Regions from separate parts of the Homo sapiens genome. Here region 1 is linked to region 2. Evidence: read pairs that join two places in POLR2A ChIA-PET (ENCODE). Cell type or tissue: CD4-positive, alpha-beta T cell. All regions are shown on one strand. Links, peaks and the distances in the headings refer to the core of each region. The heading gives the core; the rest is flanking DNA. Region 1 holds the start of VAMP5 (vesicle associated membrane protein 5). Region 2 holds the start of KCMF1 (potassium channel modulatory factor 1).

Region 1 (12,516 bases), core at 7,367-12,366, 610 kb after region 2:
ACACCCAGGCGGGTATTTTTATTTAATATCTGCATAAGCAGGCGGTTGCTTGGTGCCTGCACGTGTCGCCCAGTGGTGGGGAAAGCAGAAGTGTGTGGCTCAACGGCTCCAGGCGCCTTCTGGGATACTTGGTTGCCTGTTGTTCTGGGTCACAGCAATGGCATTGCGGCCAGGGCCGTGCTCCGGCAGCTGGCTTAGAGGGACAGATGGGTGGGGCTGGGTGAGGGTGTTCTGCTGGCCAGCACAGACACTTTCAACCAGGGTCCCAAGAAATCAGGAAAGGGGGGTGGCTCTGGGAATTGTAAATAGTGGCGGGCTCTGCTCTGGAAGGGAACATTGTGAGATGCTGGCCCTGCTGTATTCTACGGCCCTCTCTAGGGAGCAAGGAAGCAGTGGGGAGGGATTTAGTGATGTGCTGCTTTTCCTTGTCAGGGGCCCTAATAACCCCAAAAGAAGTTTGATCTAGTCTGTTCAGCATCACATCTCACCTTCTGGGGCTTACAAATGCATTTATTTTTGATTACAGAAGTAATACATGAAAACATTCTCTTTGTAAACATTTCAAGCATTTTACAAAAAGCTTAAGTCTGCCTGAGGCCTTACCCTCCCCAGATCTCTGAGCCCAAGTCTCCAGTTCCCCCACCACTTGGTCTAATTAACCCCGTGTTGCCGCACAGGAGGAAGCCAGTGAAGGTGGAGGAAATGATCGTGTGCGGAACCTGCAAAGTGAGGTGGAGGGAGTTAAGAATATTATGACCCAGAATGTGGAGCGGATCCTGGCCCGGGGGGAAAACTTGGAACATCTCCGCAACAAGACAGAGGATCTGGAAGCCACAGTGAGACAGGGAGCCCACTGGGGGCTGGAGGAAAACAGGGAGGGAGGGAATTTCTTTTTGGTGGGGCAAAATGGACAGGAGGGCCAGAAGTTTGACATTTCTGTTGCCTTTCACCTGGTTTGGGAGCTGATGTGAGCTGAGTCTCCACTTCTGAATCTGCTCTGCTCCACAGATTGTTATGGATCCCAGGGAATGGATCCCATGACTGGGGCTTGAGGTGGCAGCTCGCCCATAGAGGCATGTTCTGAGACCGAAAGCTCAGTCAGCCCATGCATTCTCAGGCTTCTCTCCCGGGAAACTTGTTTTCCCTTTGAAGCCTGCCCATGACAATCATCTGGGTCTGACCTTCCCAGGGCAGAAATATTGGCTCTGAGGAAACCCCCGCTGTGGCCTCTAGCCTTCTCTAGGAGCTGTTAGACAAGGGGTGGGAAATTGCTGGCGTCTTGCTGAGTAGGCTTTAAAAAGAAGGGGGAAAGAGCAGTGAAATGCTTTGATCCCAGGGTCCCCTGCTAGATGAAGGCTAAAATAATATCTCCCACACATCTTGCTAGACCTCATTCTTCTCTCTCTCCAGCCAGGGGCTGAGGCCAGCTGTTTCAGGGAGGAAGTAACTCCAAAGTTGAGCAAAGTCTGGAGCCTCAAGTTCTGTGTTCAGCGGGGAGGCTGGCTCTGGCTTTCTGAGTCCTGTGTGAACTCTTGGCTCTTGGGTATTGCTCCCTTGTCTCCCTGGGGCTCATTGCCTGTTTCTGTAGCTTAATTGTAGCTTAATTTGGGGAGCATGGCCCCGGGAATTTTTTTTTTTTTTTTAGACAGAGCCTCACTCTGTTGCCCAGGTTAGAGTGAGTGCAATCTTGGCTCACTGCAAACTTCACCTCCTGGGTTCAAACGATTCTCGTGCCTCAGCCTCCTGAGTAGCTGGGATTACAGTGTGCACCCCCACACCTGGCTAATTTTTTGTATTTTTAGTAGAGACGAAGTTTTGCCTTGTTGGCCAGGGTGGTCTTGACCTCCTGACCTCAGGTGATCCACCTGCCTTGGCCTCTCAAAGTGCTGGGATTACAGACTTGAGCCACCATGTCTGGACAAGCCCCAGGAAATTTAGTGTCTATAACTTGAATTGCTGGGCATGGGGAAGAGTGGGTGGAGGAGGAGGAGTTCCCTTACTTCCAACCCTCTATCCTGTCCTGGTCCCTCCTCCAGCCTCAGCAGTCCCGATGGGGCAAGGAGTCCTGGAGCTGCGAGATGTGCCCACCTGGAGCCTGCACCCCTCAGTCCCAGGGTCTGCCCTCCCAAGGGCAGATTTTGCTGCCAGTGTTGTACCCTTGGGTGTAAGCAGGTGTCGAGGACCCCTCAGTGTGCAGGGGTAAGAAGAGAAAGGGGACCCCTAGTCATATCTAGGTGGAGACCTCCTAGGATCCTGAGAATTCTAAATTTCAACCCGGCCTTCCAGATTTTTAGGAAGGTACATTTGTCAAGGTAGGCAGATACAGCATTTTTTTTTTTTTTTTTTTTTTTTTGAGATGGAGTCTTGCTTTGTTACCCAGGCTGGAGTGCAATGGCGCAATCTCGGCTCACTGCAACCTCCGCCTCCCAGGTTCAAGTGATTCTCCTGCCTTAGCCTCCTAAGTAGCTGGGATTACAGGCGTCTGCCACCACACCCGGCTAATTTTCTTGTATTTTTAGTAGAGAGGGGGTTTCACAATGTTGGCTAGGCTGGTCGCGAACTACTGACCTCAGGTGATCCACCAACCTCGGCCTCCCAAAGTGCTGGGATTACAGGCGTGAACCACCGCACCCGGCCAGAGCATCTTTTATTTAGCAGTTTGTTACCTCAGCTTACAGTGTCAGTATTAAGATGTATGGCTTGAGCTGAACGTGGTGGCATGTGCCTGTAGTCCCAGCACTAGGGAGGCTGAGGTGGGAGGATTGCTTGAGCCCTGGAGATGGAAGCTGCAGTGAGCTGAGATTGTGCCACTGCACTCCAGCCTGGGTGACACAGCCAGACACTGTCTCAAAAAACAAACAAACAAGGCCAGGCGTGGTGGCTTACGCCTGTAATCCCAGCACTTTGGGAGGCCAAGGCGAGTGGATCACCTGAGGTCAGGAGTTCAAGACCAGCCTGGCCAACATGGTGAAACCTCCTCTCTACTAAAAATACAAAAGTTAGCTGGGCGTGGTGGTGGGCACCTGTAATCCCAGCTACTCAGTAGGCTGAGGCAGGAGAATCAATTGAACCCAGGAGGTGGAGGCAGCAGTGAGCCAAGATCGAGCCACTGCCTGAGTGACAGAGCGAGACTCCATCTCAAAAAAAAAAAAAAAGTATGGCCTGTGGGCTGCACTTGTACTCTTATAATCTTGTTCCAGTGGGAGGAGCCACTGGGTCACTCACTCTGCCTTTTCCCCAACAGTCTGAGCACTTCAAGACGACATCGCAGAAGGTGGCTCGAAAATTCTGGTGGAAGAACGTGAAGATGATTGTCCTTATCTGCGTGATTGTTTTTATCATCATCCTCTTCATTGTGCTCTTTGCCACTGGTGCCTTCTCTTAAGTAACAGGGAACCTCTCCCACCTGCCCTTCTCTTCAGGGACAACCCTCCATAAATGTGTGCCAAGAGGGTCTCCTTTCCTGTCTTCCTCTACAGAGAATGCTGCTCGGTCCTCCTACCCCTCTTCCCGAGGCCCTGCTGCCATGTTGTATGCCCCAGAAGGTACCTTGGTCCCCCGGAAGGAGAGAAAAAAGAGAGATGGACTGTGGCTGCATTTCTTGGGTCCTTAGAGTGGGCTGGAGAGACCTAGAGGGCCCAGCATGTGGCTGGGAAACTGTTGGTGGCCAGTGGGTAATAAAGACCTTTCAGTATCCCTATATGTGTGAGGCACTTTCTCTCTTCCCATTTTGCCTTTGGCTTTTCTATTTCTTTTCTTCCTGAGGATACCTTCTGGCTAAAATTCTCTCATCTGAGGTCCAAGTTGTTGGAAGGGCAAAGAGTATATGTTTGGAGAAGAAAGTTGGAGCCCCCACCCTGTCTTTATTCCTCCCAGTTCCATTCATTGTCACAGGTCTCAAGAACAAGAATTTTCTGGGAGTCTTGGCATATGGAAAGTTCAAAACCTTCATAGCATTTTGGGGTGGTATGCAAGATTTTTAAGTGTTCCCATTGGGTCCTGCCATGGCCCTGTAGTACTCTTCTTCTGGAATTGTTAGCTGAGGCATGAAGCTGGTTGAAATCCTCCTGCCTCTTCCACCAGAGCCATCTCTCTTCAACGACCCTGTAGTCTAGAGCCGAGGGGTGGAGGAAATGGACTGCTATTCCTTTCCTTGTGCTTCTGCATGTTTTATTTGTCTTTTCTCTGTCCTTGTCTTCTGGGACTTAGCAAGGCCTCTGGGTCTCAGTTGTCCTGAGGGGGCAAGCATCTCTCCTTGGCATCCCATGGCTGGGCACAGTCAGTCAGTCAGTGTCACAGGACAGGGCCAATGGCTCTTCTTCCCCTCTGTGCACAATAAGCCTTTCTGTCTTCAGGCCCCCCTCCTCCCTACCAGGTTCCACCATCACTGTCACTTTTTCCAGTGCCCAGTCCGCCTTGGTTTGCAGGGAGGGTTCTTGCTATCTCTGTTCCTGTTTCCTCCACAGGCTTTCCAGAATTGGAAACAACCTGTTGTCAGGAAGAAGGGGAAGGGTTGAGAGTCAGGGTTTGGGACCAGATTGGCAAGTCAGGCTCTGGAAGAATCATGCTCTGAAATTTGGGGAGGGAGGAGGAAAGGTCAGAAAAGACCCTTGTGATATTTTTATTTTTATTTTTTCAGAGATAGGATCCCACTTTGTTGCCCAGACTGGAGTGCAGTGGTGTGATCATGGCTCACTGCAACCTCCATCTCCTGGGCTTAAGAGATCTTCCTGCTTCAGCCTCCCCTGTAGCTGGGACCACAGGTGTGTGCTACCACACCTGGCTAATTTTTGTATTTTTTGTAGAGACATGGTCTCACTGTGTTGCCCAGGCTGGTCTCAAACTCCTGGGCTCAAGCAATCCTACCACCTTGGCCTCCCAAAGTGCTGGGATTACAAGTGTGAGCCACTGTGCCCAGGCTTGGGGTAGTCTTTGCTACAACATGTTAATCCTCTCTCTCCTGGATTCAAGGTGTAAGGAACTGAAGTGAAGCTTCTGCCTTGGGACCCAGGCTGTCCAAGGTGGGGGTGAGTGTCTGTGAAACCCTCTTGGTCTGGGACTTCTGTATTCACAGAGGCTCAGCCCCAGAGAGGGAAACTTTCAATTCTGTTGGTCAAGAGAGGCCTCACTTGAGGGACCAGGCCCAGTGGCTCACACCTGTAATCCCAACACTTTGGAAACCTGAGGCAGAAGAACTGCTTGAGGCCAGGAGTTCGAGACCAGCCTGGTCAACATAGTGAGACCCTGTCTCTCTCAAAAAAAAAAAACAAACAAACAAAAAAAAAAAAACGAGGGACCTTATTTTAAGATGTCCGAGGCAGCTTGGAGTAGTGGAGAACAGGTAGCTGGTGGTTTCTCTGTAGCAGTGAGAGGACAGGATGGGTAGATTCGGCTCAGGAAGGCTCTGAAGTGGTAGTAGATACACCAGCCTCCCCCATCCTCTGACTGAGGAGCAAGTGCATGGCGGGTGCATGACAGCACAGAGCTGCACTTGCCCTCATGGTGAGGAAAGACATACAGAAAGGCTAGAGCTAGTACTTTGCCCATGTGGGGCTGCTTTCTTTTTGAATAGAGGTGAAAGTCACACAATGTACAGTTTGTTATTTTAAAGTGTACAGATCAGTGACATGTATTCAGAATGTTGTGCAACCACCACTTGTCTTTAGTTTCAAAACTTTTTGGGTGCCTGTTTTTGGTTCTGGGTGAGATGCACTCACCAGGGTGATAAAGACCCTGCCTGGCTTGTTCATGGCGTCTCCAGGACCTAGTATGGTGCCTGACCGTGGCACTCATAGGGTGTTTGTTGAGTGAATGAATGATGCCTTTTCAGCTGAACTCGAGCTAGAAGACTCCAGGGCTCACTCCACTGTGCCCATTCCACAGATCCGGCCCCGAGGTGTGCCCGTTCACCAGGCAGAGGTGTCATCCGAATTCAGGCTCCTGGGGCCCGGGAGGGTCCGACTCTACGGACCCAGGTCGCTGTGGCCCATCGCTTTCGATTTGACTTGGTTTCTGTCGCCACTCGCGGAAGGCGCGCCCCCCGCCCTCGCTCGGCGGCCCGCCCCGCCCCGCCCCTGCTCTTCCTCCGGGGCCGCTGGCACTGCGGCCGCTCCGCAGGCAGAGAAGCCGGGAGCGGGCGAGGCGGCGGCGGCAGCAGCGATGGTGAGGGCCCAGGCGGGGCCGGCCAGCCCTGCGACGGGCAGAGGGCGAGTGGCGAGGGTGGGAGAGAGGAGTCCAAAGTCCGCGGGCTGGGGCCTCCCCTGGGGCCCACGAGGGCCAGACCTGAGGCGGTGACCACTGCTGGAGCAGGACGGGGCGGACCCTCCACTCCCTGCGCGCCGCATGGGAGAGAAATGCGTGAGCCCCGTCCTGGCTGCACCGCGCAGAGCGAGCGGGACTCGGGCTCCCCATTCTCCTGAAGCAAAGCGGTTAAGAGCACCGACTTTGGAGTCGGACTCCGGGCTGGGATCCCAGCTCTGTGACCCGGGACAAGTCACTTAACCTCCCTGAGCCTCCTTTTCCGCGTCTGTGAAGTGGGGTCAGTAATACCTGCCTTGTTGGGTCCTTGCGAGGTTAAAGGAGCCACAGTGGCAGAGACCCGCCTGGCACTCAGAACCCACTGCTAAGAAGTGGTAGGAAATGTAACGACCTCGTCAGCCCTTTCCGCAGCTGTGAGGAGCCAAGCCTGGCTCAGGAGTTGGAAACTTGAGCAGATGGGGTGGCAGAGGCCATTCCAGCCCCATGGCAGGGTGTTGGAGGGCGAACTCCTCCCCTAGAGAAAGAGAAAGGGAGATGTTTACTCTGAAAGTTCCACTGAAGTTATCAGTGTATGGCACAGGCCTGACTCCCTGCTAACCTCTACCTAGTGACACATTCCTGAGTTGAGTCATCCCCACTCCTGCTGCAGATCCTGGCCTTTGTCCTCACTTGCCATCTCCAAGGCAAAGATGTCAGGAACAGCTGGTGCCAGTTTCTCCCTTTCCCTAGGGCTCCTGGGAAAATGGACTGGGCAGGAAGTAGGCTTGGTGCTTTAAGATTTTGCCTTGGAGAAACTGACAGAGGTGTGATGGATGTGGCCTGGCTAGGGGTCAATGCCTGGATGGCCTTATCTCCAGGGAACTTGGAGGCAGGAAGAGGAAGTGGGGCAGGAAGGTAGCACTGAGCTCTGAGGCCAGGCCAGGAAGCTGAGGAAGGCTCTGAGAATAGGGCAGAGCCCAGAGCCCACTTAAGGGTGTGCAGGGCAAGGGGTCAGGCAGGGGTAGGGGTGGGCTTCAGCCGGCCCTTAGCTCTTTGGGAGAAGCTCCTGAAGTGAAGGCTGAAGGCAGGATATTTTATTGGGGGAGGAGGATACTGGGAAACCTGGGGATTCTCACGGGTACATTTGAGGCAGTCTGTGGAGGAGAGGCTGGGGAGGTCGCTCCTCCACCCATCCATCTCCTAGCCTCTTCCTGTTTCTTCTTTCACTCTTGCCCCTTTAGCGCTTTCCTTCCTTCCACCCATCCCCTTTCCCTCCCTGGTCCTTCTTCCTTTCACTTTTCTTTTCTTCTCTATGACTCATTCAACCAACAAGGATTTCTTGGAAATGTCCTTCATGCCAGCATGGTGACAAGTATAGGGGACAGAGCAGGAACAAAGCAGTGATGGGAAAGATGGAAATGGAATGAATAATTACTTGAATTCATTAATCTTGTAGATGATCCTCTCTCCAAAGAATGTGTGTGTTGAGCCACAGGCCTCCCTCATATGCACACAAATTAGGTTGGTAGCATCAACCAGATTCTTTAGCCAATCAGCTAAAGTGTCTGACCTCCTTGTACCTGCATCTAATTTAGCACACGGGTTACAAATGTGGTGCCTGGAGTCTGTGTTGGTTCAACTCCCAGATCTTCTACTCACTGGCTCTGTGATCTTGGACAGGTGATTTAACACCTCTGAGCCAAAGTTTCCTATAAAACTGGGAAAAGGCCAGGCGCAGTGGCTCACACCTGTAATCCCAGCACTTTGGGAGGCCGAGGCGGGCAGATCACGAGTTCAACAGTTCAAGACCAGCCTGGCAAACATGGTGAAATCCCGTCTCTACTAAAAATATAAAAAAATAGCCGGGTGTGGTGGCACACGCCTGTAGTCCCAACTATGCGGGAGGTTGAGGCAGGAGAATCGCTTGAACCTGGGAGGCGGAGGTTGCAGTGAGCTGAGATCGCGCCATTGCACTCCAGCCTGGGTGACAGAGTAAGGCTGTCTCAGAACAAAAACAAACAAACAAACAAACAAAATAACTGGGTTAATAATATGGCCTTCAATGGGTTGTTGGGTGAGGATTAAATGAGACAGAGCAAATGAACAGCAAGCAGCATAGTGCCTACCTCAGAGTATGTGCCCATTGGATGGTGGCTGTTATTCTTGCTCAAGATGTAAAACCTCAACAGCCTGCCGTGCCAGATGAAAATAAACTAGATGCAGCCGGGCGCGGTGGCTCACGCCTGTAATCCCAGCACTTTGAGAGAGAGGCCAAGCCAGGTGGATCACGAGGTCAGGAGTTCGAGACCACCCTGGCTAACACGGTGAAACCCTGTCTCTACTAAAAATACAAAAAATTAGCTGGGCGTGGTGGCAGGCGCCTGTAGTCCCAGCTACCCTGGAGGCTGAGGCAGGAGAATGGCGTGAACCCAGGAGGCAGAGCTTGCAGTGAGTGGAGATCACGCCACTGCACTCCAGCCTGGGCGACAGAGTGAGACACCATCTCAAAAAAAAAAAGAAAGAAAATAAACTAGATGCTAGTTACCAAGTTACCAAAAGCCCATTTAAAGTTCTGAGCCACAGGTTAGAAACAATTATGTGTACTATGTGTACAAGTTTGCCATAGGGAAGAGCTTGCTTGGCTGTGCATTTTATAAAACGAAGAGGTTTTACTGACCACCTGTATTACACAATTTTTTTTTTTTTTGAGACAGAATCTCGCTCTGTCGCCCAGGCTGGAGTGCAGTGGCCCTTAGTTCACTGCAACCTCTGCCTCTCAGGTTTAAGTGATCCTCCTGCCTCAGCCTCCCGAGTAGCTGGGATTACAGGTGCCCGCCACCACGCCTGGCTAATTTTTGTATTTTTAGTAGAGACAGGGCTTCACCATATTGGCCAGACTGGTCTCAGACTCCTGACCTTGTGATCCACCTGCCTCGGCCTCCCAAAGTGCTGGGATTACAGGCGTGAGCCACCACACCTGGCCATATTGTACAATTCTTGAGATCTGACTGCTAAAAAAAAAAAAAGGAGCTAGGGAAATGTGGGCCACATCAATATAATAGCTCTTATTTATTGAGCATTTAGTATGTGTCAGGCGTTGTGCTAAGCTTTTGATTTACAATAAGTCACATAATCCTTAGCTAACATTATTATCAGCACTTTACAGAAGAGGAAGTGGAGGTCAGAAAGGTCATATCCTCAGTCTCAGTCACTCAGCTGGTGAGTGGCAGAAGCAGGATTTCAACAGACGGGTGCAAAGCAGAGCCCTGCTCCTAGTCTCTGAGCTGAGTGCCGACTTAGGGAGGCAATGTTATACCGGTACTTGCGCCCATTCATCTGACGACAGTTAGAACAGTTTCTTGGATACTAGACAGGAGATGGGGAGACAAGGAGAGTTAGGATAGGGAGGTTTTTTTGTTTTTGTTTCTTTGTTTTTTCTTGAGACAGGGTCTCACTCCTTTGCCCAGGCTGGAGTGCAGTGCGCAATCTTGGCTCACTGCAGCCTCTGCCTCCTAGGTTCAAGCAATTCTCCTGCCTCAGCCTCCCGAGTAGCTGGGACTATGGGCAGGCACCACTTTGCCTGGCTAATTTATGTATTTCTTGGTAGAGGCATGATCTGCCCACCTTGGCCTCCCAAAGTCCAGGGATTACAGGCATGAGCCACCGTGCCTGGCCCAGATGGTGTGGTTTTGAGAACTGCGTTTTCATAGGAGGAATCAAAGAGATTGAGCCCAGAAAAACCTGAGAGGTTTGAGTGTCATAGAGGGGATATTCTGTACAGGGGGCAACAGTCTGTCAAGAACATTTCCTGTGTAACTGCCACTCTCTGGCAATTACACAACTGCTCCCCTCTCGCCCTGGCTCAAAATTCCAAGCCCTGCAGGCTTCTGGCCTCAGGTCTCAGAAATGCCTGTCTCACCCTTCTTCCTTTCTCCACGCTCTGCTTGTCACCCCTCTCCCGCCTGGTGGCCATCTCCTGGCAGTCTTGCTGATGGTACTTCTCCACCCCTCTGGCTGGCCTCTCTGCCATTTTCTTACTTCTATCTGTGCCTGTCTACCACCAATAGAGAAATTATCCTGAAGCACTTCTTCACTGTCACCCGTGGCTCAAAAACCACACTAGCTCTTAAGTTTTATCAGTCGCTTGGAGCCAGTCTTCTCTACCTGACCTTTTCTGCCTTCTGTCCTGCCCCATCCCTCCCATCCTCTGCCTGGTCCTCACTGTCAGGGTGTATCCCTATCTCTCAGTGCAAGAATGTCCCTGCTCCATGTCATCCTTCAAGGGGTCACCCGCCCCCACCATGGCACCCTCTCTGTGGCAGCTCTGATACTTACTATCTGTATCGCACAGTGTAACTCTTTACTCTTCTCTAATTGTATTACATGTGTCTTTTCCCCAGGGCAAAGTGGTCTCTTTAAGAATAGGCACAATTAGGCCAGGCATGATGGCTCATGCCTATAATCCCAGCACTTTGGGAAGCTGAGGTGGGAGGACTGCTTGAGCCCAGGAGTTCAAGACCATCCTGGGCAACATAGCAAGACCCCATCTTTAAAAATATAGGCACCATTTATTCAGGAACTGTTTATCACATCTCTGCTGTCTGCAGACATTATGCTGAGTGACAGTGTGGCGTAAGGCAGTATGGCCCTTGTCCTCTTGCTTACCTCCTTCCAGGGTCCCTGGAGCTTTATTTCTCACAGTGCCAGCAGAGACCTGTGTATATAGTCAGTGTCCTTTTTCCTCTGGTTGAGTGGGGGCCAAGGAGGGCCCGAGACTTGAGTCTAAGGCCTCTGTGTTCCCTGGAGCGAATGTGTTCTTTTAGGCCTGGGTCCATCTTGGCTCCAGGCAGGCCTGGCTTCGCATTGGGGGAGACTGGTCCAGATTACAGCTGGAAGCACAGCCAGCTCTTTGGAGAATGTGACCCAAATATCACCCCTTGTTGAAAAATAAGGTAACAACAGCTGTAGCATTTAGAATAGAAAATAAAAAGATAATATCCAGCATTTTCCCAGTCTCTAGCAGTGACTCTTATTTTCGAGTATTTATCCATTCTCAAGTTTTTGCTTTGGACTATTTAATTTTGTTTTTTGTTTTGTTTTGTTTGCTGAGATGGAGTCTTGCTCTGTTGCCCAGGCTGGAGTGCAGTGGTGTGATCTCGGCTCACTGCAACCTCCGCCACCCAGGTTCAAGCGATTCTCCCATCTCAGCCTCCCAAGTAGCTGGGATTACAGGCATGCACCACCATGCCTGGCTAATTTTTGTATTTTTAGTAGAGACAGGGTTTCACCATGTTGGCCAGGCTGGTCTCGAACTCCTGGCCTCAAGTGATCTGCCTGCCTGGGGCTCCCAAAGTGCTGGGATTACAGGTGTGAGCCACTGCGCCCAGCCTGCCTTGGAGTATTTGAATGTGGGGAAGTTCAAAGGATTGAATGATGGAGCCTTGTTGAATGCTATAGTAGTAATAATAGTGATGACGGTTGACTCAGGAAAAGGTGAGAGTGCAGTTTCCCTGCTCTCTTCGTTGTTCCTCTGTGTTTCCTGCTTACTGCTTCCTCCAGCCTGTGAGCGCAGCCTCCCCTACAGTGGTTTGCCTGACCTCTCTTGAAGCAGGTTGCTTTTCTAGCTCATGGGTAAATATTGACCTATTTGGGTTTCAAATGCCTGCCCCTCGAAACTCATGCAGGGCTAGAAAAACATGCTGGGAGAACATCTCTTGAGAATAAGAATTGCTTTTGGTTAGGCTGTATCGTAATTGGCCCACTCACTGATTCCTTGCTTGCAATGGTCAGCACTGTGCTGGCCTCCCGGTGGGATGGTGGTGGACAAAGGCAGGGCACTGCTCCCTGCCCTCCCTCTGGGAGTTTGTGGTCCAGCTGGGGAGATAGGACTCATACAGTGGGAATTCTTGGAGGCTGTATACCAAGCAGCTGCAAGGATCCTGAAGGAGGATTCTTGGCTGAGTGGGAGGTAGCCCTCTGTGACCACCAGATCTCTTCTAACACTTAAGTTTTCTGGTTTTAAGTGGAATTCAGTCAAGTGCCAAAATGTCTGTTGTAGACAATGGGTGACGTGGGCTGGCAGGAAAAGAAGCTTGCCCTTCTTGTAAGGAGGGGAAGGGAACAGGGATGGGCTGTGGGGAAGTAGGCTAAGAGGAAGGAGTTTCTGTGGTTTGCTAATCCACTGGTATTCATCTCCCTGAAATGTCCCTGCTCCTAGGCTTCTGGCTTATACCAGGGCCTCCTGCCTGGTGTCTCTCTCTGTTACGTGCACCCAAAGCC
Region 2 (16,930 bases), core at 5,597-10,596:
TGATCCACCTGCCTCGGCCTCCCAAAGTGCTGGGATTACAGGTATGAGCCACTGCTCCTGGCCGCTAATTTTTATATTTTCCGTAGAGATAGGGTTTCGCCCAGGCTGGAAATTAATCCTTTTTTTGGAAATGAAATTTCCCATATGGCAGGGCAGCAAGCAAAAGGTTGTTTTAAATTGAACAGCCTGACCGCTAAGTGAATGAAGGTCATGAAAACCCCAAATAACCATAATATTTCTGCTTACTCTTATTTAAAGAGGAAAAAAAATGGTTTAGTTACTCTCTCCTTACTCTTGCCTGACTGAAAAAAATGAAGTAACTGTCGAAAACAAAGTTATCTGTTTAGTTAGCTAACCCTCTGCAAAACCAAGCAAATGAAATCTCTATATTTACTCTTAGTCCCTCCTGCAGTTCAGTACTGTTGTAGGCTTTCCTATCTGCTCCACCATTTTATCAGACTACAGCACTGATAATGCCTTAATCTCTATACAATTTATTTATAGACATCACTTACCCATCAGGAGACAATGGGATCAGCGTTGTTCTCCCCATTTTTACAGCCCAAGAAATTGAGGCTCCTGATACCCAGGATCACATATGCCAACACCGTAAAATGCTCAGAAAGGCATCGACACAGAGCTTTACTTAATACCCTTCTTTCTACTCCACCACACCCCATTTACGGCCAGGTTGGATCTCTTTCTACAAGAGAAATGGAATAAATTTGTGCAGGAGCTCCATACAGGCAATAAAAATATCTCTGGTGACAAAGTCCTCATTTAAACTCCAGTTTGTTTATCACTAGTTACTACCAAATACAGTCCCTTGGGAGTTCTGAGTGACCCAAAACCTACTTCCTGGACTTCAAGATGAGCTTTTAGTTTCTTTGAAATCAGGAAGTGTCTTAAAACCAGATTCAATGAAATACGGTAACAATCTTTTTACTGTGTCCTGTGCTAGGTATTTTATATGCATTTTAGCACTTAACCTCCAAACCTCTTATTATTAAACCTCTGTTGTTACGTCCATTTTAAAGATAGAAAAGTCAGGGCACAGAGAGGTTTAGAGATCACACAGCCAGCAAATGGTGGACAGTATAAGAGTAACCTCAAAGCAAGCAGTACCCCAGATTCCAATTTCAGTTGACTTAGCCTGGTAACAGTTCAATTTTATGCAAAACCCACAACTTCAAATGGAAAAAGATAAATTAAAACAACCACAAAAACCAGACAAATGGAGGCTCAGCAGGCCTTGTAGCTCATCCACGGTTACACAGAGGATCTCAGAGCCAAAATTCCATGGCCGATCCGTCTTGACTTCAAAGCGCGATCTATTTCCACCAAACCACGGAACCATCGACACGTGGTAAGGGGCAGTACAAAGATTTGTTGAATTAATAATGCCTGAAAACAAATTGACAATAAGAAGGTAAAAATGGAAAACACAGATAAAATCGGAAAAGCAGACCACTTTCAGGAAACAAAAAACTCCAAATTTTCAAGGCAGGGCATTCACGGTGAGCCAAGGCGCTGGGACAAAGTTTGCGCGGGTACCGCCGGACTCCCGGGCTGCCCGGCGCGGAGTCTTTAACGGAGATGGTTCGCAAGGAATCGGCCTCGGAGCCCGGCAGCCTCCTGGCTTCCCTCCTGACCACCAGTAACCCGGCCGGGAAACACTGGCGAAGACCGGGGGCCAGTCGCCTTCCCTTTCTGGGCTGTTGGCTTAAAATACACACAAACACAAGTCCCCAGGCGGTCCGCGGCCTCTCAGTGGGGCTGGAGCTCGCTGCCCGAGGCCCGCCCGGAAGCCATGCACCTGCGGACAGGAGTCTCTCCGAGTCGCAGCTCGCCGCCGAGAAGCACCCACCTCCCGCGGCCGGCGCAGCCCAAGGCCCTGGCCCCTATAGCCCGGCCTAGGCCCGCCCCAGGCGGGGCTAGGGGCGGCGTGGCGGGCGGGCGCCCCTCGGGCCGCGCCGGTGAGCAGCGGGAGCCGGCGCCGGGCATTTCCTCTTCCTCCCTACGCGCGGCGCGGCGGCGGCGGCGGCGGCCAGGCCGAGGCTGGGCACGGGCGCCCGATCGCGGCCTGCTGGCTAGCGCGGGCAAGCGCCGCGCCCCGAGCCGCCGTCGCCGCGTCGCCCCCGTCGCGACCGCCGGCCGCGGGGCCTCCGGGCGGCTGGGCCCGGCGAGGGCAGCGAGAGGCGGGGCTGGCGTGCGGGCGGCGGAAGGAGGCGGAGGAGGAGGAAGAGGAGGAGGAGGAGGCGGCGGCCGGGAGCCGGGGGAGAGGGGCGGGGGGTGGGCCGGGGGAGGGGAGGAGCGGGATTTGCGGAGCGCCGCGCCGCTGCCGGGAGCCGGCAGGCCCGAGAGTGACCGGAGTCACGGCGGGCGCCGGCGGAGCTGCGGCGTCGGACCCGCCTCCTGGAGGAGCTCAGCCCCGACCAGGCCCGGCCCCATTCCCGCCCCGCGCCGCCTCCCCGCCGCCGCCGCCGCCGCCGCCGCGGGAGCGCTCCCCTGCCCACCCCGCCCCCGCGGCCGAGCCCGGGAGTCGAGTGGGAGTCGGCCGGCCGGCGCGGGCAGCGCCGGGACCCCGCGGGGGACACTGCAGCCGGAGCCCGGGAGGGGCCGCGCCGCCACCGTCTGAACTAGGATGTCCCGACATGAAGGTGAGAGGAGCCCCCGCCCCCACCCGCACCTCCCGGGCCTCGGCCTACCCCGCCCGGGCCGGGCGCGGCGGAGGGCGGCCGGGAAGCGGCGGAGACTTTGGCCGAGCCCGAGCCGGGCCCGAGGCGCTGGACCCGGGAGCGAGCGAGCGAGGGCGGAGAGCCGCGGCGCCGCTGCCGCCACGGCCGCGGCCCTTAGCTGGGCCTGGTGCTGGAGGCGGGGCGGCCCGGGCGGCCGGAGGGTTTGCACTGTCATGGGGCGGAGGGGGAGGGGAGGCGGCGGGGCCCGTTACCGGCGGGAGCTCGGCCTTCGGGACTGATACCGGACGCCAAGGCCCGCCCGGCCGGTTCAGGAGCCGCGGGCCCCAGCGCGGCCTAGCGCTCCCGCCGCCCCGGAAGAGCCCGGTGTGGTCGCAGAGCCGGGCCGCGGGCGGCAGCAGGAGGCAAAAGAGCCGGCCCGGGACCCGGCAGGCGCGTCCGGTCGCCGGGAGACGACGGCGAGTGTCCCCGCCTGCGGGCGACCGCGGGGCTGGCGGGAAGGCTCTGCGGCCAAGGGACGGGAAGCCCTCGCCGCCTGGAGCCCGCCCCGGCCTCGCGGCTAGGCCTCGGCGCGTCCCTGGGCTCGGGTAACCAAGTTCCCGGGGTGGATCCGACCCCGCCGCAGCAAGCAAACTCCCTGCTCAGTCACCCAGGCGGAGCAGGGCTCGCTCCCCGCGGCCCTGGTGCCCTCGCCGGCATGTGCTGCCTACCAGACCAGGTTTTGGAAAATGACGATGGTGAGGTCTGTTCATGGTCGGGGGTCGTTTTGGACCTTGTTTTGCCATTTTAAAACACGATTGGAGTACAGTTGCAAATAAGCAGACAGCTCTAAGCCCAGTCCCAGGGCACAAAGAGACAAATGTTTAGGGTCGATGTATAGGCTTTGAGCTGGTAAGAAATAAGTTAACTTTAATTTATTGCCATATGGTTTAGAAAAGGAGGAGGGGGTTGTGTTTTCTTTGTTTCACTACTACAGGTTTTTGGATAAAAAGTGTTAAGAGTCTTGGCGAAAAGTTTGTCCTGCTAAGGTTAATACAAGATTGTAGAAGTGGCTTGAAAGTTTGTGTACTCCGGATTTTAAAATCCTGTATAGGTGATGTAGGAGTGGAGAAAGTTTAGTGAGTCAGTTTAGTGTGTGCTTAGCACTATGGGAAGGATATTCTTTGGGAAATACGGACCTTAGAATTTCAAGGCTGAAAAACTCAGATTGATTAAAATTGTATTTAGAACAAGTTTCAAAATTCGCATTACTAATTGCGACGTTGAAATTGACTCAACATTCTGTGTTCAACGATTCTGTATTTTAAAAGTTACAAAACTAATATGAAATATACTATATTTTCTTCGCAAAGCATTTGTTGAGTACTTACAGTGTTCAAGTGTTGGGCATTTTGAAATAATGAGGTACCTAGCCTCATTGAAAGGGACACAGAAGTAGGAAGCTATGCCTCTTTTCCCCACTTCGTCTGCTTAATCGAAATGTATCCTTATCTCTGTAATTTTAAGAACTCGTAATTAAAGTTATAATCAGTTTTCAATTTGGGATATTAAAGTTTATCTTAAACTGTAGTCCTGTGTACATTGACCACCTTCAAGACAAAACAAAAGTGAGCAATGGCTGCAAGCTCTCTTACTCTTGAAAACTGGGAGGGTTAGTTAGAGAATCACAGCCATGGAAGAGTGTTTCAGACCCATTCTCCTTGGTCTAAGAAAGCATACAGATAGTTCCAGACGAGCATTCTAATTGAAGTGTCCTGGGAAGAAAATTCCTTCACCCCCAGTGCTCTGTTAGAGTAATTAAAATCTCATATTTGGAACATTCTTGAATGTAACATATATTCTGTAATTTAAGCCCATTTCCCCCCATTTGGTGCTGTGCAAAGGTGTGTGGTTATGAAACTTATATTACCTTTTAGTTACTTGAATATTGCTGAACCTCAGCACACTAGTAGCACACCTTTCCTAGTAACTTATGTTAATGTCAGTAAATAGAACATACCTAATGAAAAAGGAACATACCTAAATACATCTGTTGAAGACTTATAGTACAATATTCGACAAGTGATTCTCTTTCAAGGGTCTAGTTTATGGCCTAAGACAGGAATAGCAGTCTCACGAATCACATTTAACTCATTAGATACATATTTTGTGGAATATTAGTTCAGACTGTCATTATTGTCATCAGTAAGACTTTGACCTATCAGTAAATACAGTGTTTGGCACCCTTGCTATTAGTTCTTTTCTTACCTTTGCCTTTTTTGGGCCAAAGAATCCCATTTCTTTCAGCATTTCTTTCTTTCTTTCTTTTTCTTTATTTCTTTCTTTTTTTTTTTTTTTTTTTTTTAGCTGGAGTCTCACTCTGTCACCAGGTTGGAGTGCAGTGGCGTGATCTCGGCTCACTGCAACTTCCACCTCCCAGATTCAAGCAGTTCTCCTGCCTCAGCCTCCCAAGTAGCTGGGATTACAGGCGCCTGCCACCACACCCATCCAATTTTTGTATTTTTAGTAGAGATCGGGTTTCATCATGTTGGTCAGGCTGGTCTTGAACTCCTGACCTCAGGTGATCCACCCGCCTTGGCCTCCCAAAGTGCTGGGATTACAGGCGTGAGCCACCACGCCCAGCCTCCGTGTTTCTTTAGTGGTGTAATTTTTGCACTCTCAGTCATCTGTCCACCTCCAAATTCTCTGTAGTTCTCATTTCCTTTCAGTAGTGTGATCCTGAACTGGATATAATAGTCTGGTAAAAGGTTTGAACAAGCCTATCATGTTGTACTTGCTTGGTGCTTCCTTTTCAGGGCCTTATGTGTGCAGGTAATATGTTACTTTGTCTTTGTACCCACCCTAATGAATTACACTAAATCCTATGATTTTATTAATGTAACTTTGGATGACACAGTCCTGAGATGGACACCTGTCAAGCTTGAAGGCTCAACCTTGTGAAGCAGTGCCTCTGAGAAAGGCAATGCAACCAGGAGCATAGAGAGATGCTCTAGTCCCGGGTTCAGCATGCTTCTTCTGTAAAGGGCTAGGTGGCAAACATTGCAGGCTTGGCGGAGCTGTAATAGTACGAAAGCAGCTATAGACAACCTGTAATTGAAAGATCATGGCTCTGTTCCAATTAAAACTTTATTTGTGGACACTGACATTTTAATTTCATATATATATATATATATATATATATATATATATTTTTTTTTTTTTTTTTTTTTTTTTTTTTTTTGAGACACAGTCTTGCTCTGTTGCCCAGGCTAGGGTGCAGTGGCGTGATCTTGGCTCACTGCAACCTGCACCTCCCGGGTTCAAGTGATTCTCCTGCCTCAGCCTCCCGCGTAGCTGGGATTGCAGGCGCCCACCACTGCGCCCGGCTAATTTTTGTATTTCGTTTAGTAGAGATGGGGTTTCACCATGTTGGCCAGGGTGGTCTCAAACTCCTGACCTCGTGATCCGCCGGCCTCGGCCTCCCAAAGTGGTGGGATTACAGGCGTAAGCCACCGCACCTGGCCGAATTTCATATAATTTTCATGTGTCATGAAATATGATTTGTCATTTGACACCCCCACCATTCAAAAATACAAATAACCATTCTTAACTTTCGGGCTATATAAAAGCTGGTGGTGGACCGGCCGTGGTGGCTCACGCTGAGGCAGAGAATTGCTTGAACCCAGGAGGTGGAGGTTGCAGTGAGCTGAGGTCGTGCCACTGCACTCCAGCCTGGGCGACAGAGTGAGAATCCATCTCCAAAAAAAAAAGTGGTGGTTGGATTTGGCCTGAGGGCTGTAGTTTGCCTTACTTTACCTCTGCCCTAGACTGGCGCTTTAGAGAGTTGATAGAGCTTGAACTATCAAGAGTCTAGAAGGGGCCCAGTCAGCTTGGGATTCCGTCATTTTCTTTGGGTGATGGGAAATGAGTTCACAGACTGAACCAGCTCCTCCGTACTTCACTTTTCAGCAGCACCATGAGGAATGGAAATAATTGTTCCTCAGGAGTGGACAACAGGCTCCCCACCCTACAGACCCTTAGTGGAGATGGCAGTACCCTACATTTTTCCTGCTTGCCCGTTAATACTTTTCCAGTGAGAATTGTAGGGCCACTTTTAACTCACTTTGTGGTGTTCTTGTCATGTTAACATTTTATAGACTTTAGCACCCACTTTGTGTTCACCCTGCCAACACTGTCTAGTTCACAGTGAACCCAATCATTTTTTATCTTGATGTATTTTTTAAAATGTCTCACTATCATACTTTCAAATACATTTAAAATGTAAGTATGTTATTCAGAGCTTAAAATCTACTTTTAAAGCTTTCCAAATAAAAAAAAGCAACTTAACAAATTGCTCGCTGCTTATTAGCTAAAATGAAATCATGAATGTTCTTGCATAGATTAGAGCCTAATTGATTACCTGGATCTAGGTACATGTGTCGCCTTAAATCATTCAACCTTTCAGTCACTACTATGTGTAAGGCAGTCTGCTAGGTTCCAAGGAATGTGGGGCTAAGTGAATAAGATGCAGCTCCTTACTTTAAGTCTGGCAAGGAAGATGCATTTTTTACGTAGCTTCCACAGTGCATTGTGAAACATGCCATAAGGAAGGGATAAACACTGATGACAAAGTAATTGCCAACTTTTACTAATTTTGTCAAATTTCAGAGAGGTACTCTACTGTGATTCTAGCACTTTTTTCTTGAGTGCCTTCTTAACTCCTTTTTTTTTTTTTTTTTTTAAAGACAGAGTCTCGCTCTGTCGCCCAGGCTGGAATGCAGTGGCGTGATCTTGTCTCACTACATCCTCCACCTCCTGTGTTCGAGTGATTCTCCTGCCTCAGCCTCCCGAGTAGCTCGGATTATAGGCACCTGCCACTGCTACTGGCTAATTTTTCTATTTTTAGTGGAGACAGGTTTCACCATGTTGGCCAGGCTGGTCTCGAACTCCTGACCGCAAGTGATCCACCCACCTCAGCCTCCTAAAGTGCTGGGATTACCGGTATGAGCCACCACGCCCAGCACCTTCTTAACTCTTTCTGGGCTACTTTTGATTTTGGGTAAAATTGTTTGAGATTTCAAGCCGGTTGCAGTGATGTGCACATGTAGTCCCAGCTAGATGGGAGGCTGAGAGACCCTATTTCTTTAAAAAAAAAAAAACAAAAAAAAACAAATTGAGATTTCAAGTAGAGTCCTTATCTTTATCTGATTTATAATTTCTCTAGCTTTTTGAAGATTTTCACATGTAAAAATGATAGTGGATAAATGAGCAGGTGGTCATATTGTTATGCTAGTTTCAGAAGTATCTGATACTATTTATTTTTAAAATGTAAAATACAAGACTACGTAGGCCATTAATCTACTTAGTCCCAACTTTTTTTGTTTTTATTTTTTTAATTGGCAAAAATTGTATATATTTATCATGTATAACATGATGTTTTGAAATATGTATACATTGTAGAATGGCAGCTCCAACTTTTTGAAAGTTGTACCACTCTTTTCTTAGTAGATTCTAATTTTCTCTCTCTCTCTCCTTTTTTATAATTATTTTTTTTTACTCTCTGTTGCCCAGGCTAGAGTAGAGTACATTGGTGGGATCTTGGCTTACTGCAACCTCCATCTCCCAGGCTCAAGTGATCCTCCCATCTCAGCCTCCCAGAGTGTTGGGATTACAGGTGTGAGCCATTGCTCCTAGCCTTAATTTTCTCTTCTCAAAAAATGTTATCTGCCACTGAAGCACACATATAGACAGAAATAATTTGGTTTTGGGATTTGGGGACTGCAAAGCCAAGATTGGTAATTAGCATGTGATTTTAATGCAGTGCCTTTTGCCTCCCTATAGAAATGTAAGTGGACTCCCACTGATAAGATCCTTACCATCAGGTCTTCTTACAACTTATTGTACTTTAACTGTAATCTGTTAACAGATTATGACATTCTTAAGACTTTTTCAGTTCGTTTTTTGTTTTTGAGACAGGGTCTCTGTCGCCCATGCTGCGCACCAGCATAGCCCGCTGCAGCATTGACCTCGCAGGCTCAAAGAATCCTCCCACTTCAGCCTCCATAGCAGGTCGGACCACAGGTGTGCGCCCCACACCCGACTTTTTTTTTTTTTCTTTTTTGTAGAGACTGGATCTTCCAGTATTGCCTAGGCTGGTCTCAAACTCCTGGGCTCAAGTGATTCTCCCACCTCAGCTCTCGAGTACTGGGATTATAGGTGTGAGCTGCCATGCCCAGCAACTTTTTCAGTTTGAATAAATCGTAAATTACATTTACCTTGACTTTCAATAGAGAATATATAAGAATGTAAATTTATGGGAAAATGAATCACATTTTAATTTCTGGGGTCTTTGATTTCATAATTTCATTTAAAGTTCATTTTGAAGCTCATTTTCCCATATTTTTATATTCATGTTTAAGTTAAAATGTAGTAAAACATAACTACATGTTCTTGTTTCAAATTGGGAACTCAATTTGGAAGAGATTCCTTTTAGTCTGAGATTTTAAGATGTTTTAGCAGCAATCTTTTTTTTTTTTTCTTTCCTCGCTCTTGTTGCCCAGGCTGGGGTGCAATGAGGCGATCTCAACTCACCGCAACCTACGCCTCCCAGGTTCAAGTGATTCTCCTGCCTCAGCCTCTCGAGTAGCTAGGATTACAGGCATGCGCCACCTCACCCAGCTAATTTTGTATTTTTAGTAGATAGAGGGTTTCTCCATGTTAGTCAGGCTGGTCTTGAACTCCCGACCTCAGGTCATCCACCCGCCTCGGCCTCCCAAAGTGCTAGGATTACAGGCATGAGCCACCGTGCCCAGCCTTAGCAGCAGTCTTGTAAGATGGTAACTTTTTCACAGTAGCAGCTTATGAAACTTATGATGTGAAATAACTAAACAGACCCCTTCATATTAAGCTTTGCAACCTTTTTAAAAGAAATCCATGCATCATAACTTATTTTCAAAACATCAACTTTATGATATCTATCATATATATTTGCCTAGGTTTTTTGTCTTTTGGTTTTTGGGTTTTTTTTTTTTTATACTTTAAGTTTTAGGGTACATGTGCACAATGTATTTGGGTTTTTTTTTGAGACAGAGTCTCACTCTGTCATCCAGGCTGGAGTGCAGTGGCATGATCTCGGCTCACTGTGGCCTCTGTCTCCCAGGTTCAATAAATTCTCCTGCCTCAGCTTCCCAAGTAGCTGCATTACAGGCATGTACCACCATGCCTGGCTAATTTTTGTTTGTTTGCTTTTTGAGATGGAGTTTCGCTCCTGTTGCCCAGGCTGGAGTGCAATGGCGCGATCTCAGCTCACCACAACCTCCACTTCCTGGGTTCAAGCGATTCTCCTGCCTCAGCCTCCCGAGTAGCTGGGATTACAGGCATGCGCCACCATGTCTGGCTCATTTTGTGTTTTTATAGAGACAGGGTTTGTCCATGTTGGTCAGGCTGGTCTCGAACTCCTGACCTCAGGTGATCTGCCCACCTCAGCCTCCCAAAGTGCTAGGATACAGGCATGAGCCACCGTGCCTGGCTAATTTTTGTATTTTTAGTAGAGATGGGATTTCACCATATTGGCCAGGCTCGTCTCGAACTCCTGACCTCAAGTGATTCCCCCTTCTGCCTCCCAAAGTGCTGGGATTACAGGTGTGAGCCACCGCGCCTGGCCATGTTTTTTTTGTTTTTAAACTAGAAGCTCCAAAAGTTTTTAGTGAAGGCTAAGCTGTCATTGAATTATCCTAGAAATAATGTTTTTTAAATCACTTTATGAGCTGGGCGCTGTGGCTTATGCCTGTAATCCCATGGGAGACCAAGATGGGTGGATCACTTAAGGTCAGGATTTTGAGACCAGCCTGGCCAACATAGTGAAACCCCATCTGTACTAAAAATACAAAAAAATATCTGGGCGTGATGGCAGGCGCCTGTAATCCCAGCTACTCGGGAGGCTGAGGCAGGAGAATCTCTTGAACCCAGGAGGCGGAGGTTGCAGTGAGCTGAGATCACCCATTGCACTCCAGCCTGAGCAACAAGAGCGAAATTCTGTCTAAAAAAAAAAAAAAAATCACTTTATAAATATAGCTGTGGGGCTACTTTCATGCATATGGACTCAAAGGAAGCGCTCCCTAAACTGCATATTCATAAAAGTTAAAAGTAGAATGCTGTTCCTAATAAAAGTCTTTTTTTATAGAAGATTAATTTTTTAATTAATTTTAGTGTTGTGCTAAGGACCATGATGTTTTTCATTTCCTTAAAATTATAAGGTATTTTTTCAGTCTTTGAAGTTATTCATTAAAATTGAGAAAAGAACCCGTAAGCAGTATACAGATCAGAGCATCTTAAAATTTGGTAATTTTTTTTTTTTTGAGACCGAGTTTCACTATTGTTGCCCAGGCTGGAGTGCAGTGGCGCGATCTCGGCTCACCGCAACCTCTGCCTCCCGGGTTCAAGTGTTTCTCCTGCTTCAGCCTCCCAAGTAGCTGGGATTACAGGCATGCGCCACCACGCCCGGCTAATTTTGTATTTTTTTTTTTTTTGTAGTAGAGATGGTGTTTCTCCATGTTGGTCAGGCTGGTCTTGAACTCCTGACCTCAGGTGATCTGCCCACCTCAGCCTCCCAAGTGCTGGGATTACAGGCATGAGCCACTGCGCCCAGCCAGTTATTTTTATATGTTAGCCATGTCTTGATTTATGTTAAAGATCTGGGATAAGGCAGACAGTTTCCTAAAGGAACATATTACCTAGATTACATGAGAAGGAAGTGAGGAGCCAGGAAAAGATAGGCTGTTCTTGGGTTGGTAAGGACCAGTGGCCAGGTGGGTGTTGGCAGAGGAAAGACAGGCAAGGTGGGTGTGAAGCTTGGAAATGGATCTGTAGCTACAGGATGTTGGAAACAGAAAACCAGCTCTCACGCCTGATGGAATGTCTTGAGAGCTGGGTACCAGGAAGTGAAAACACTGCCCAATGAAATGAACAAGAGATGAATGAATTGCCTTGTTAGGCACCTTCCACCATTCCCTCTCTGCTACATCCCTGATGGCCCTCTTGGTGTTTGTTAACCATGGTAACTGCCTGTAGAATTGTTTTTAGTTGTTGGCTCTCTGAGTTGTAGCAAAGTAGAATTATGAGTTCATCCAATTCATATACACAGTCAATTAGCCTCATATCTTTTTTTTTTTTTGTCTTGAGGCCGGGTCTCACTCTGTCACCCAGACTGGAGTCCAGTGACATAAACAAGGCTTACTGCAGCCTCAACCTTTGGGCTTACGTGATCCTCCTGCCGCAGCCTCCCAAGTAGCTGGGAGTACAGGCATGTGCTACCACGCCTGAATAATTTTTGAAATTTTTGTAGAGATAGGGTCTCATTGTGTCATCCAGGCTGGTCTTGAACTCTTGGGCTCAAGCAATCCTCTTGCCTCGGCCTCACAATGTGCTGGGATTATAGGTGTGAAGCACCACACCCAGCCTAGCCTCATCTCTTCTATGGCCACAGTGCCAGCCAGCAGTCCATCAAACTTTGCCAGTGGCCACGGGGGTACTGGCAAAGAAGTATAGATGGATCCCTGTAACTTAATCACTGCTACTAGAAAAAAAAAAACTGAGATCAGAAGAGTGGGTCAGTTGTATTACCCTCAGCTAGAAGAAATAGCAGAAGAATAAGTGGATGAAGCATCTTGATATCATGACTAATTAGGTTTGCACATTATCTTCTGTTGAATTTTTTTTTTTTTTTTGAGACAGAGTCTCACTCTGTTGCCCAGGCTGGAGCGCAGTGGTGCAATCTCGGCTCACTGCAAGCTCCGCCTCCCGGGTTCATGCCATTCTCCTGCCTCAGCCTCCCAAGTAGCTGGGACTACAGGCACCTGCCACCGCTCCCGGCTAATTTTTTGTATTTTTAGTAGAGACAGGGTTTCACCGTGTTAGCCAGGATGGTCTCGATCTCCTGACCTCGTGATCCACCCACCTCGGCCTCCCAAAGTGCTGGGATTACAGGCGTGAGCCACCGCGCCTGGCCTTTTCTGTTGAATTTTAATGTTTTTTTAATCTCTTTTGCTGGTACTCAGTGCCAGTGTCATGATATCAACTTTTTCTACAGTAAGAGGATTTTCATTAGGAGAGTCACTTTTTAGAGTACTAGGTTGATGAGTTGACTTGGAACAGTCACAGGTATATTTGATTATAATTTATTATTTGGTTATGACTTTTATTGTTCCTTTGAGACTCTGTCATCCTCCCTACTCAGCAAAGTAAAGGGTCTCTCCAGCAGCACTCCTGTCTTATTCTCCAGGCTTTTTGTTTGTTTGTTTGTTTGTTTGTTTTTTTGAGATGGAGTCTGGTTCTGTCGGCCAGGCTGGAGTTCAGTACCGCAGTATCAGCTCAGCTGCAGCCTCCGCCTCCTGGGTTCAAATGATTCTCCTGCCTCAGCCTCCTGAGTAGCTGAGATTACAGGCGCCCACTACCATGCCCAGCTAATTTTTGTATTTTTTTTAGTAGAGACAGAGTTTCACCATGTTATCCAGGCTGGTCTCGAACCTCTGACCTCAGTTGGTCCGCCTGCCTCTGCCTCCCAATGTGCTGGGATTACAGGCGTGAGCCACTGTGCCTGGCAATTCTTCATAGATTTGTGATTATCTTTTGATACTTAGAAAAGAGCTAAAGGGATTAAACATTTATTTTTGTGTTCAGTGTAGTTTTTGTGTTACGGGTTTTTGTGAATGGTTAGATAACTAACAACTATTGGGGTGAATAGCTGTACCCTACTGTTCTTGTTCCACCAGTATTCTCCTTTGGTGTCCTCTGTGGTTGTAGAGGTTTGGCAGTGTAAGCAGAGAAGTTTTCTAAATTAGGAGTTAAGGATGTTGAAGTAGAGCAGGCAGGGATTATATAAAGGAGTTACAGATGTGTTCCTTATTTTCTTTTTTTTTTTTTTTTTTTTTTTTTTTTTTTTTGAGCCAGTCTTACTTGTCGCCCAGGCTGGAGTGCAGTGGCGCAATCTCGGCTCACTGCAACCTCCACCTCCTGGGTTCAAGTGATTCTCCTGCCTCAGCCTCCCGAGTAGCTGGGATTACAGGCATGCACCACCATGCCCTAATTTTTGTATTTTTAGTAGAGACGGGGTTTCGCCATGTTGGCCAGGCTGGTCCTGGACTCCTGACCTCAGGTGATCTACCTGCCTTCGCCACCCAAAGTGCTAGGATTACAGGCTGAGCCACCATGCCCGGCCCTTCTTTTCTATGATATTGAAATACATGCTGGGAGTTGAGGATGGTTGGATGGTGAATGGGAACCCAGGTAGTTTTCATGTTCAAAGATCTTGATGTTCAGTCTGACACTGTTAGGGATTTGTATGTAGTTAATTGCGGTTCTAAGTCAATGTAAATTATACAGTGTGTTTGTATGGCTATACATATGAATATACATAGTGGTCACAGAGGTGGGACTGATTTTCTCTTCTCTAGGAAAACTGGTGATAAGAACGTCAAGTGACAGTAGATGAGAAATACAAGTGTTCCTATATTAGATCAGTATCAAGGGTCTTCATTCTGAGTCAGACATGCTGTATATTTTCATGTTTCTTCGTTATTCTAGATCATATTTTCTACAAGCTTTTTAAAAGCCACCATTGGAAGAGAAATAACAAATCTACTTGCAGAATTGGCATAGACCATTGCTATCCAATAGAAATCTAATGTAAGCCACATACATAATCTTAAATTCCCTGGTAGCCACATTTTTAAAAAAGGAGGTGAAATTAATAATGAAATAACAACCCACTATATCCAAAATACCATTTCAACATGTAACTGACATAGAATTGTTTATGATATATTTACATTTTTTTCTTACAAAGTCTTAAATTTTTTTTTTTAAGAGACAGAGTCTCACTCTGTTGCCCAGGCTGGAGTGTGGGGGTGTGATCGTACCTCACTGCAGCCTTGACCTCCCATCCTCAAGAGATTCTCATACCTCAATCTCCTGAGTGGATAGGACTACAGACATGTGCCACCATACCTGGCTAACTTTTGTTTTGTTTTTTTTGCTTGTTTGTTTGAGATAGAATTTCGTTCTTGTAGCCCAGGCTGGAGTAAAATGGCGTGATCTCAGCTCACTGCAACCTCCACCTCCTGGGTTCAAGCAATTCTCCTGCCTCAGCCTCCCAAAGTAGCTGGGATTACAGGCACCTGCCACCACACCCAGCTAATTTTTTTGTATTTTTAGTTGAAATGGGGTTTCACTGTGTTGGCCAGGCTGGTCTTGAACTCCTAACCTCAGGTGATCCACCCACCTTGGCCTCCCAAAGTGTTGGGATTACAGGCGTGAGCCACTGCGTCCGGCTGACTTTTGTATTTTTTATAGAGATGGAGTCACCCTATGTTGCCCAGGCAGGTCCTGAGCTCCTGACCTCAAGCAATCCTACCTTGGTCTCCTACAGTGCTGGGATTACAGGAGTGAGTCCCTATTCCCAGCCAAAGTCTTAAATCTTAAATTTTACATTCATCATATTTTAATTCAAATGCTAAATTTTCATTTAAAAAATGCCTCAGTTGAAAAACATATTCACATTTATGCGTTGAGGGTCTGCTAGGCTTTTGCTGACCACCCTGTCTAAAGTAGCTCATACTCTGGCTGGCCATGGTGGCTCATGCTTGTAATCCCAGCACTTTGGGAGGCTGAGGAAGGAGGATTGTTTGAGACAAAGCTGGGCAACATGGTAAGACCCCATCTTCACAAAATAAGTAAATAAATAATAGAAGTTTCTTTGAAAAAATAAGTAAATAAAGTAGCCCACACTCTATATATATTTTTTGTAGGGATGGGGTCTTGCTGTGTTGCCAAGGCTGGTCTCAAACTCCTGAGCTCAAGCAATTTTCCCGCCTCAGCCTCCCAAAGTGCTACGATTACAGATGTGAGCCATCACACTTGGCTGTGGATTTCTGCTTCAGTTTCTGTCCTAAGAACTTAGATTTTTCATTTCTTTTTCACCTTAAAATTATTTTTTAACATATACTGGTTTCATGACCTTTTATTTATTTTTTTCTTTTATATTTAAAGAAGCTTAGCAGAGGCTGGGTACGGTGGCTCACACCTGTAATCCCAGCACTTTGGGAGGCTGAGGTGGGTGGCTCATCTGAGGTGAGGAGTTCGAGACCAGCCTGACCAACATGAAGAAACCCCGTCACTACTAAAAATACAAAATAACCTGGGTGTGGTGGCGCATGCCCATAATCCTAGCTACTCGGGAGGCTGAGGCAGGAGAATTGCTTGAACCCGGGAGGCAGAGGTTGCGGTGAGCCAAGATTGCGCCATTGCACTCCAGTCCAGCCTGGGCAGCAAGTAAAACTCTGTCTCAAAAAGAAAGAAAGAAAGAAAGAAACTTCTATTATTTATTTATTTTGTGAAGTTGGGGCCTCACTATGTTGCCCAGGATGGCCTCGAACTCTTGGGCTCAATCCCCTTGCCTCAGCCTCCCAAAGTGTTGGGATTACAAGCTTGAGCCACCATGGCCGGCCAGAGTATGGGCTACTTTAGATAGGGTGGTCAGGAAAAGCCTATCTGAAGATGGACATTTAAGGAAAAGCCATAGTTAAATGAGAGAGATTTAAAGGAAAAAAAAATACGACTGAGGATACAGCAAGTGTAGAGGTCCTGAAATTGGAATGTTCTTGGAACAGCACAGAGGCCATGTGGCTGGAGGGCAATGATTGGGGTGGAAAGGGGTAGGAAGTGAAGTTGGCGTAGTTCGAGCCAGATCTTGGACACCCTCGCATTGTAGGCTGTGTTGAGGACTGTTGAACTGTGAATGCTTTGAGAAACACATTTCGGAAGCCCTGCTTCTATAGAAAGGTCTTTTTGACTAACTAAATGGCAGGGGGTGGAAAGTACATACTCAGTTTGTGTCCCAAACATCTCTAAGAACATTTCTTTACAAACTTTCCCTACATTTACCGTTCTTTTAAGCTTTGTCTTTCTTGACCCCTGTTACTCTATTACTCTATTTAACTGATGTTTCCTGAAGGGTGTGGGGTTTGGTGGAAGGTGAATCTTCCTAGTTTGAATGTAAAACCCTTGGGCCTGGCCTGGCGCGGTGGCTCACGCCTCTAATCTTAGCACTTTGGGAAGCCCAGGCAGGCGGCTCACGAGGTCAGGAGTTTGAGACCAGCCTGGCCAACATGGTGAAACCCCGTCTCTACTAAAAATACAAAAATTAGCTGGGTGTGGCAGTAAGTGCCTGTAATCCCAGCTACTGGGGAGACTGAGGCAGG

Evidence for each region. Peaks named below come from ENCODE experiments on the same cell type or tissue, not always from the same donor. Only the 100,000 strongest peaks of a DNase experiment are listed, where the experiment ranks them.
Region 1: POLR2A ChIA-PET joins it to region 2 with 13 read pairs; 2 of 35 experiments call an interaction of 5 or more read pairs at or near these places.

Annotation. Positions count from the first base shown.
Region 1 is chr2:85,578,332-85,590,847 of GRCh38, forward strand. It overlaps VAMP5 (vesicle associated membrane protein 5), which reads left to right and starts at 6,100. Exons shown (of 3, transcript NM_006634.3): 1 at 6,100-6,162. The coding sequence starts at 6,160. It overlaps VAMP8 (vesicle associated membrane protein 8), which reads left to right. Exons shown (of 3, transcript NM_003761.5): 2 at 678-836; 3 at 3,245-3,700. The coding sequence ends at 3,385. RefSeq lists enhancers at 147-286, 547-686, 1,323-1,976, 1,977-2,631, 2,632-3,285 and 1 more and a silencer at 6,022-6,371. In CD4-positive, alpha-beta T cell, for the core only: no CTCF peak of the experiment used is centred there; a DNase peak (open chromatin) is centred at 9,460.
Region 2 is chr2:84,968,808-84,985,737 of GRCh38, forward strand. KCMF1 (potassium channel modulatory factor 1) reads left to right here and starts at 2,354. Exons shown (of 7, transcript NM_020122.5): 1 at 2,354-2,660. The coding sequence starts at 2,645. RefSeq lists enhancers at 1,281-1,360, 5,627-6,168, 6,169-6,710 and silencers at 1,859-2,108, 2,139-3,228. In CD4-positive, alpha-beta T cell, for the core only: no CTCF peak of the experiment used is centred there; no DNase peak of the experiment used is centred there.